3 separate regions of the Homo sapiens genome follow, and all the other regions are linked to region 2. The links are chromatin loops, found by intact Hi-C in ENCODE. Cell type or tissue: heart left ventricle. All regions are shown on one strand.

What was found. A loop is a pair of places that touch in the nucleus more often than their neighbours do. Peaks named below come from ENCODE experiments on the same cell type or tissue, not always from the same donor. Only the 100,000 strongest peaks of a DNase experiment are listed, where the experiment ranks them.
Region 1: it touches region 2 in a loop (6-fold over the local background); 6 of 110 quality-filtered maps call a loop at or near these places.
Region 3: it touches region 2 in a loop (3-fold over the local background); 5 of 110 quality-filtered maps call a loop at or near these places.

The regions. Positions count from the first base shown.
Region 1 is chr4:151,806,030-151,808,529 of GRCh38, forward strand. All of the region lies in intron 2 of LOC127898557 (a long non-coding RNA gene), which reads left to right. All of the region lies in intron 2 of LOC105377488 (a long non-coding RNA gene), which reads left to right. Among named protein-coding and RNA genes, the nearest start is that of GATB, 46 kb to the left of the region's middle. In heart left ventricle, no CTCF peak of the experiment used is centred here; a DNase peak (open chromatin) is centred at 1,322; H3K27ac peaks cover 2,353 bases.
Region 2 is chr4:152,384,829-152,387,328 of GRCh38, forward strand. The region is part of intron 4 of FBXW7 (F-box and WD repeat domain containing 7); the gene reads right to left. Among named protein-coding and RNA genes, the nearest start is that of FBXW7-AS1, 48 kb to the left of the region's middle. In heart left ventricle, a CTCF peak has its summit at 959 (motif pointing left); no DNase peak of the experiment used is centred here.
Region 3 is chr4:151,673,958-151,676,457 of GRCh38, forward strand. All of the region lies in intron 11 of GATB (glutamyl-tRNA amidotransferase subunit B), which reads right to left. It overlaps LOC107986197 (a long non-coding RNA gene), which reads left to right. Exons shown (of 2, transcript XR_001741447.3): 1 at 1-2,500. Among named protein-coding and RNA genes, the nearest start is that of GATB, 86 kb to the right of the region's middle. In heart left ventricle, no CTCF peak of the experiment used is centred here; a DNase peak (open chromatin) is centred at 963; H3K4me3 peaks cover 1,118 bases; H3K27ac peaks cover 1,768 bases.

The DNA of each region.
Region 1 (2,500 bases), 580 kb before region 2:
AGGATGGTCTCCATCTCCTGACCTCGTGATCCGCCCGCCTCGGCCTCCCAAAGTGCCGGGATTACAGGCGTGAGCCACCGCGCCCGGCCCTACACTTCTGGTTTTAAGCCGCTGAATTGTAGTACCTTGTTAAGGCAGCCCTAGGAAACCAATCAAATAACCAGTAAGAGTGAAGCTGTGCTTGCAGGAGAGGGGGGTGCACTAAATTTATGGGAAGGTAGAGTGGGATAAACAAGAATTGGTCATTCTTTCACTATGGTGTGAGGAAGGAGTGTTTTGAGAATTACTTGCTTATTTTTCTGTTTGAGCTTTAAGGTTTGGGATTTTCCACATGCTGGTGATCTTGAGATATATAATTGAGTCCCTTGAGTTGAACACCTTTCCAGAAATGATCACCCGAACTGATAACTGTTCTCATTTCTCAAGCTACCCATAGATCTACTAGAAATTAATACGCAGACCCCTGGCTTATCCATTTCTCATTTTTTTCACTAAAGCTTGATCAACTCAGGGCTCATTCGTCAGAGCACATTTCTGGATCTGTAAGATCTGGGATGAGTCAGGGGCTCACCAAGGTCATTGGGAAGCACTGCCTGCCCAGCCATCTGCCCCTCACTCTTTGACGTCTCTTTAAATTAAACACCACATCCCGTGGTAAAATTGTTCTTGCTCTATTAATAGCCAGCTTGGCTCGTGTTGCACTGAAAATCCACGGAGGAAGGGTGTCAGAGAGAAGAAAAAGGCTACAGACCCAAGGGCACATTTCTTGGTCAGATGACTCCAGTCTCTGAGGAATCCCAAGAATTCTCTGTGTAAAATGCCTGGGCCTTCTCCTCCGCTTCTCCTGTGACTTCTTTTTCTAAGATCTCATCAACCAAAGTGAACTTTCCCCTTTTCCTTCCCCAATATTTTCATGCTTGAATTTATTTTTGATCAGGAAATGCTACAAGGTTACTTTAAGAGAAGTATCCAAACCCCTTTCTGTGGACTCATGAGACATTTCTAACTTCATCCATGTCATTACTGAATTAAAATGGAAACCTTCCACTCCCAGTTGTTACTGATGCTTTCTGCAGCCGCATCTTTATAAAATTGTGATATAATTTTACAACTGATTGGCCTACAATTTTATAGGGCTGCCACAAACTCACATCTGCTCCCCGAGATGGGCCCTGGTAGCTTCCTAACTTCTCTCTGTACTATTTTCTCTAAATTTCCCATCCTGGCCCTGACCGAGTGCTCTTTCCTTCTGCTGGCTGCCACACTTGGGTCACCTCCTCACGGCTGTCACCACTCCACAGTCAGGAAGTCCCTGCCAAAGCTTCTCGGGCTATTTTTCAAATGTTTGACCTTTGCCCATTCCTGACGCACCCACTACTCACATTCTTCCTGCCTCCTCTCTCTACACCCTGATTTCTTGGCCTTTATAGTCCCCAGCTCCCTACCCTGGCCCTCATTACTGGCGGTGTGCCAGCCTTTAAATCCAGTTTCATCATCGTGCCCTGTGGTGTAAAGACAGAGAAGTGTCTCTCTGCCTAGGGACAGGAGTTCTTGGCGCCACTAAAGAGGTTGTCTTCTGGTCCCCACCCTTCCATCTTGGAAAAAGCTCCAACTCCAAGTGCTTCATAATGGTGGGGTGTGGCTTTCTTTAGAAAATCCCAGGTGATTTCTCTAAAAGACAGGTGCAAAATGCAGAGGGGATGAGGGTGGAGCTATTCCTGGACTCCTTTTTTTTTTTTTTTCTCAGAAGCTGGTTTTGGTCAGCTTTGATGTTAACCCTAGCATCTGCACAATGTCCTGCTTGCTTAGTTCTCTTCACTGGTGGTTCCCGGGGATAGGAAAAGCAGGCTGGAGAGGCCAGCACATTAGCAATGCACTGGATGTTTAGAGTTGCTCTCCTGTACCCAACCCAGGCCACCCCCTCCCCCCACTCCCCGGGTCTGTGTCCGGGGCTTTGTACAGTGTTGTTTCTCAAAGTGTGGTCTGGGGATGAGCAGCGTCAACATCATCAAGGAGCTTGTTAGAAATGCAGAATCCCAGGTGCCATCTGTGACCTCCTGAATCAGAATCTCATTTTAGCATGATCTCCAGGTAGTTCTTATGCACACATCGCAGCAGGAACAGTGGTGTTCCACGTGTGTGTGCAGCCGCCCAGGGCAGCGGGAGCCTGCCCAGTGCCCCCGGAGCAGCTGAAGGAACACCTTCAAGAATGTAGCAGGCTAAGTGCATTTAGAGGTTATCAGTGTGTCAGCGAGGCAACCTCTTTGTGGGGATCATTTAATTAATGTTAATTGCTCTTGGCCTGTTGTGTGACTCTGGCAGGATTTACGGAAAATCACCGTAATCTAAAACCCTATAAAAGAGTCATTGCTTTTAGAGGCCTTGTGACTCATGCCCGGAGACACCTTCTGATACTTGATGCATCACACAGATGTATAAATAATGCCCACATCTGCATAATCCTCAGAGGCATCAAGGCACTTCATTTTTGGTGGGGGCA
Region 2 (2,500 bases):
GGTAGTAGAAAAAAAGTGAGAATGATATCCAAGATACCATGTCTACAGCCCTATGAGACAACTTACTATCCTGCAGAATGAATACTAGGTTCATGCTAGTCTTAGCATCTCCTCAGATGTTCACTTTATTTTCCAACATAAGACTAATTGTTTTGTTTGTGAAACATATGTCATATTTTGTCCTTCTCTCATTAGACAATCCCTTTTGCTAAAGTAGGTCCCATGGAATATCCTTATCTCAGTTACTAACACTACCTGTTAATATTACAACAGTTTTCTGCAGTCTGAGATTATTTTCAAAAAAATTCTGTCTCAGTGATACCTTTGAAATCAATTGGATAATTAACCCCCCTGAATTTCTTTTCCTGAACTACATAGAAGATACAATTTTAACAATGTGATACTCCAATGCAGAAAAATTAGAAGAGGGTAATATATTCTACGAGTTTAACATGTTCATTTGGCATTTAGAAAAATGAATCAAAGACCTAGTTAGCCATCAGTGGTTATTCCACTGGTTAATAAAGATAATGTATTCAATATTATAAATTTTCACTTTTACATTTAAAAGCCCTCAAAGAACTCTAAAGTCACATGTATTTACATGCAGACATTTTAAAGATAAGAAAATCCCTGATCTCAATGAGTCTGATCCTAACGGGGGGAAAAAAGATTTAGAATTGAAAAGAACTTGGATTGGGAAAATTAAAACTAAAATCAACAGTTTCTAGTTTCTAAGAGACCAAAAGTTACTATGAAGTAAAGCTAGGCTTTTCATTTTCATGAAATAATTTACAATGACAACAGAAACAAAACATAAGTGAACACAATTAAGGCTGTTTGTACCTCAAATGTGGAGTTTTTTAGTGGATACCAAGTTTTGGTAAGCACAAGGGGGTAACATTCTAATTCAATTATTATTTTTTTAAATCAGTAAATAGCTGCCCTCAACTGGATAATACAGGGCATTGCAACTGTGGCAAACCAAACGCTGTAACAGAATCCTGTGTTTGTCATAATATATTTTTGGAAAAAGAAGACATTATCAATGATTGGGCAAAGTGAGTACTAATTTCCAAATATATATACTACAAGTTTCATTTTTTTGGGAGGATTCAAGTAACAGTATTTCTAATGCGATATTCCCAATCAACACGAAACACTAAAAAAACAAACCTTCAAATATAGACAAAAACCCTAATAAATGAGGGAAATCATAGACAAGGTATATAAGAACCCCAACTGTTAATACTTCAAAATGTAGCTAATTCCATGTGTTCAAGAAAAGATAAAGTCTGAGTCTCAATTCTACTCTTAAAAACATTAAAGATACTCTTTAATTACTACCCAAATTGAGACTCTTAAAAACAGACAAGCTCTTTTAAAGATGATACCACAAATAATAAGGCAGTGCAATATGATAGGTAGGAACATGGACTCCAGAACCAAACTAACTTAGTCCAAATCCTGGCTTTACCAGGTATGACCTTAATTTAATTCGTGTCTCAAGTTCACCTAGGCAGTACTCATAGGACTGTTGTGAGGATTAAAAATTAGTTGATATAAGTATACAGAGTAACGCCTCACATCTAGTAAGTGTTCGATAGTGTTAATTAAACTGTCATTATGATTACTACTACTATTAATGGAATCAAAAATCACATAGAGCTTTGTAGATTACATTTCCAATTTTAAAATCACCAGGAAATAAAGCAGATTCTAAAATCCATCTATAATAACTTTGGAAAAGAATATTTTAAAACATATTATTTGTAAGTTTCAGAAAGACTTCTATAATTCTGTCAAAATTTTTGCCAAAATATGAAGCTGTAGTATCTTAGCCATAGTGTCTTGGCATTTTAAGATTCCAGATACCACTGATCATCCAAGATGGGCTAAACATTAGGGAACTTGTAGTAAAGAAAAGGTCTTTATATAAGGTAACTTATTTTGCCCACTTATCACTCCCTGATTTTCTTTCTTCTAAAAATTTGCATCCGTAAAAACAATTATATATAAATGTGACATGTAATAAAATATCACCAATACGGTATCTGTAAAATGCATTACAAGTCCAAGCACTCCAATTCTCTTGTAACAACAATAAAAATACCATCACAGCAATTTACTCTGGATTTCCATCTTTTCTTTCATTCAGTATTATACAAAAGGCTAGAAATTTAACTGCTCCTGACCAAAGCCACAGCATATGAGCAGCACAAAGATTTTCCATTTTTCATAAATTATTCCTGAATCAGCTAAAACAAATCACTCAGAAGATGTAAATCTCCCTGCAAATTCAAATTGACTTTATACCAAGAGTTTTCAAAGTCTTACCTCAAAAACTTTCACAGGAATAATATCAACGTATGTTATTTGAATTCAGTATTATTCACTGCTTCTGTGAATTCAGGCAACAAGTGACTTACTCTGTTGTAGAAACAGAAAGTCCCACATGCTAAAAAGTATACCATTACTGAAGTGCAATAAATCAGAATCA
Region 3 (2,500 bases), 710 kb before region 2:
CTGAGTCTCAGCAGGGCTCAAAGTCTTCCCCAGTCTGATTCAAAAACAAACCACAAATACTTATCACTGCTGGGACAGGCACTGCGCCTTCAGCCTGGTGCCTCAGAACGTGCGCTGTGACTGTGGCCAAGGAGGTGTGCTTGGCAGGTCCTGGGTAAGCTCCCTACAGGGCACCCCTCTGCCGCTGCCCGACTGCTCAGGAAAAGCCTGGCCCTACTCTTAGAAAAATACAGAATGCACGTGCCTCCAACTCAATTCAGCAGATATGTACGTGGCCTGACAATGAGGAAACCATTGGGAGAAAGGGGGCACAGAAGCGGGAAGAAACTTCCTCACTCTCAACATGCTTATCAGTGGAGTGCTGCCAGCAGAAGCACTGGGGACCTGGATGGCGTTCCATGGAGCTGCCCTGTAAGTCGGAGGAGTCCATCTGCCCCCTTTCTCTGACACGTTTATTTTTTGAACTAGGACTTAAATTTTAAAAATCATTTTCTAATAATAAAAGTTAATACACATTCACTGCAGAAAATATAAGGAAATACAGGAGAGATCAAAAGAGATCACCGGAATTCCCATTTTCTCAAGAAAACCAATGTTAATATTTTGGTGTTTTTTCTTCCCATCTTTTTCTTTCTGTTTTGTAACATACTTGGGATCATAACGTATATTCAGTTTGTGTCCTGCTTTCTTTCATTTAGCACAGAAGTACTTTCTTAATAAAAAGATCTAGCTAGTATCCATCAGATGTATTTATCATAATTTATCCCCTCCTCGTAGATATCTAGACTTTGACCAGTGTTGATTTTGTTCATCTGCACAGACTCCCAAAAAAGCTCCTAGCTGAAAACCTGGCTCAAAACAGAAACCACCTGTAAGGACTTGCTCGTGAAAAATCTACGCAGCAGTTCCCTCCAGGAAAACCAGGCGGACGAGCAGCCTGTGCCTGGAAGTAGGCGGGGCCCCTCCTGGGTCTGCGTCTGCAGACACAGACCAGGGAGCGATTTCTCAGCGCCTGTGGTAGCTGCTGCGGTGGGAAGCACACGGCAGACCCTGAGCAGGCTGGCCAGTGAGCCAGCCTCTTTCTGACGGGACCCACAGCTCGAATGTTGGCTGGATTTGCCTGGGCCAAAATAAGCGGAAGAGTGGCAGAGTGCTTGGGGATCACTTCCAATCACACCATTCAGAAGGAGAAGCAGTGCACCTCTAGGACAGATGCCTTCAAACGAAGAGGCTGGCTGCTCCCCGAGAAGGAGGGCCAGGCGGGGTGGTACCAAGCAGTGCCGCTAGAGAAACATCATTCAGCAGCCTCCTGGAACACATGGGAGCCCGGTGGCTGAAATGTCCTTTCCTCCCAGAGTTAGAATACATAATGTTAGTTAACTCCACAAATTAGTGCAGTGGCCATGACAGTCGAGGCCCCCAGTCCCCAGTCCCCTAGGCTTATACAACAGACGCCGGTTGTCCCATCCTTTGCTCAATCCTATTTAAGACGAGGATTGTGCACTCCTGGCTGGAGTCCAGGAGGGTGGGAGCCACTGGGTGGTAGTGGAGCGGCCCTGTCTCCAGGCCAGACTCTCCTGCTCCTGGCCCTCTTGACGCTCACAGAGTGGCCTCTGTGGCTGCCGAGCCCTGTGCTGCAGCATAAATCCTCAGCTTTTGTCTGTGTTTAATCCCACCCTGAGAAGTGATATCCAAGTGCAACTGTTTCCAGCCAGGAGCGCAGCTCCCAGGCCCTGCTGCTGCCTACCCAAGACAAACAGATGTAACAAGGAATTTCTAGCACAGTGCTGGTCCTCTGTGTTAATAAATGGCCGACCAGGAGTACTGGGTAATGCAAGCTGGGAACTCCCCATCACACACAGACACTGGAGCCGGCTCTGACACATGGGGCAGAGACTCGGCCTTTGGTTCCCTGAGGACTGAATTTACACACCCTCTTAGTTGCCACCCAACTGTTTCTAGCTAAAGCTATTTTTGAAGTATCCTGAAGGAAAGCACACAAGACTCTAGCCTCTCCCTGCCTGTCCTGGGTTTCCAAGGTCAGGATATGGTGGAAAGACCTGTTCAAGGGACATGGCATGGAGGGAGCTGTCACAGTTACAGAGAAGGGAGCCCCCTTTTTGGTCAAAGGCAAGTATTGTGAAAGGTTACTTTTCTAGAAAGGCACAAACATCAACCCAAGCCCCTAATAAAGCGGGGCCCAGTAAACTGTGCAGATAACTGAAGCACTAAAGAGAGAAAAAGACATCTAGTCATTTGTAATACAGCTTTGGTGCATGATATATAACATTTTGTACATTAAAAGGTTTTTGGCGATTTCTCTTTAAAGCAGACCACAAAGTAGACAAGAGATTGGTTATTATGGAACACTTGTGTGTTAAACGCGATTTCCATCTCTGCGGCACCCAATTCCAGAAACGTTAACTGGACAATCCTCAGGGGATGGTGGATCATCTGCATCTGTTTCCAGACGTGCATGAAGGATCTCCTTCGTACACCT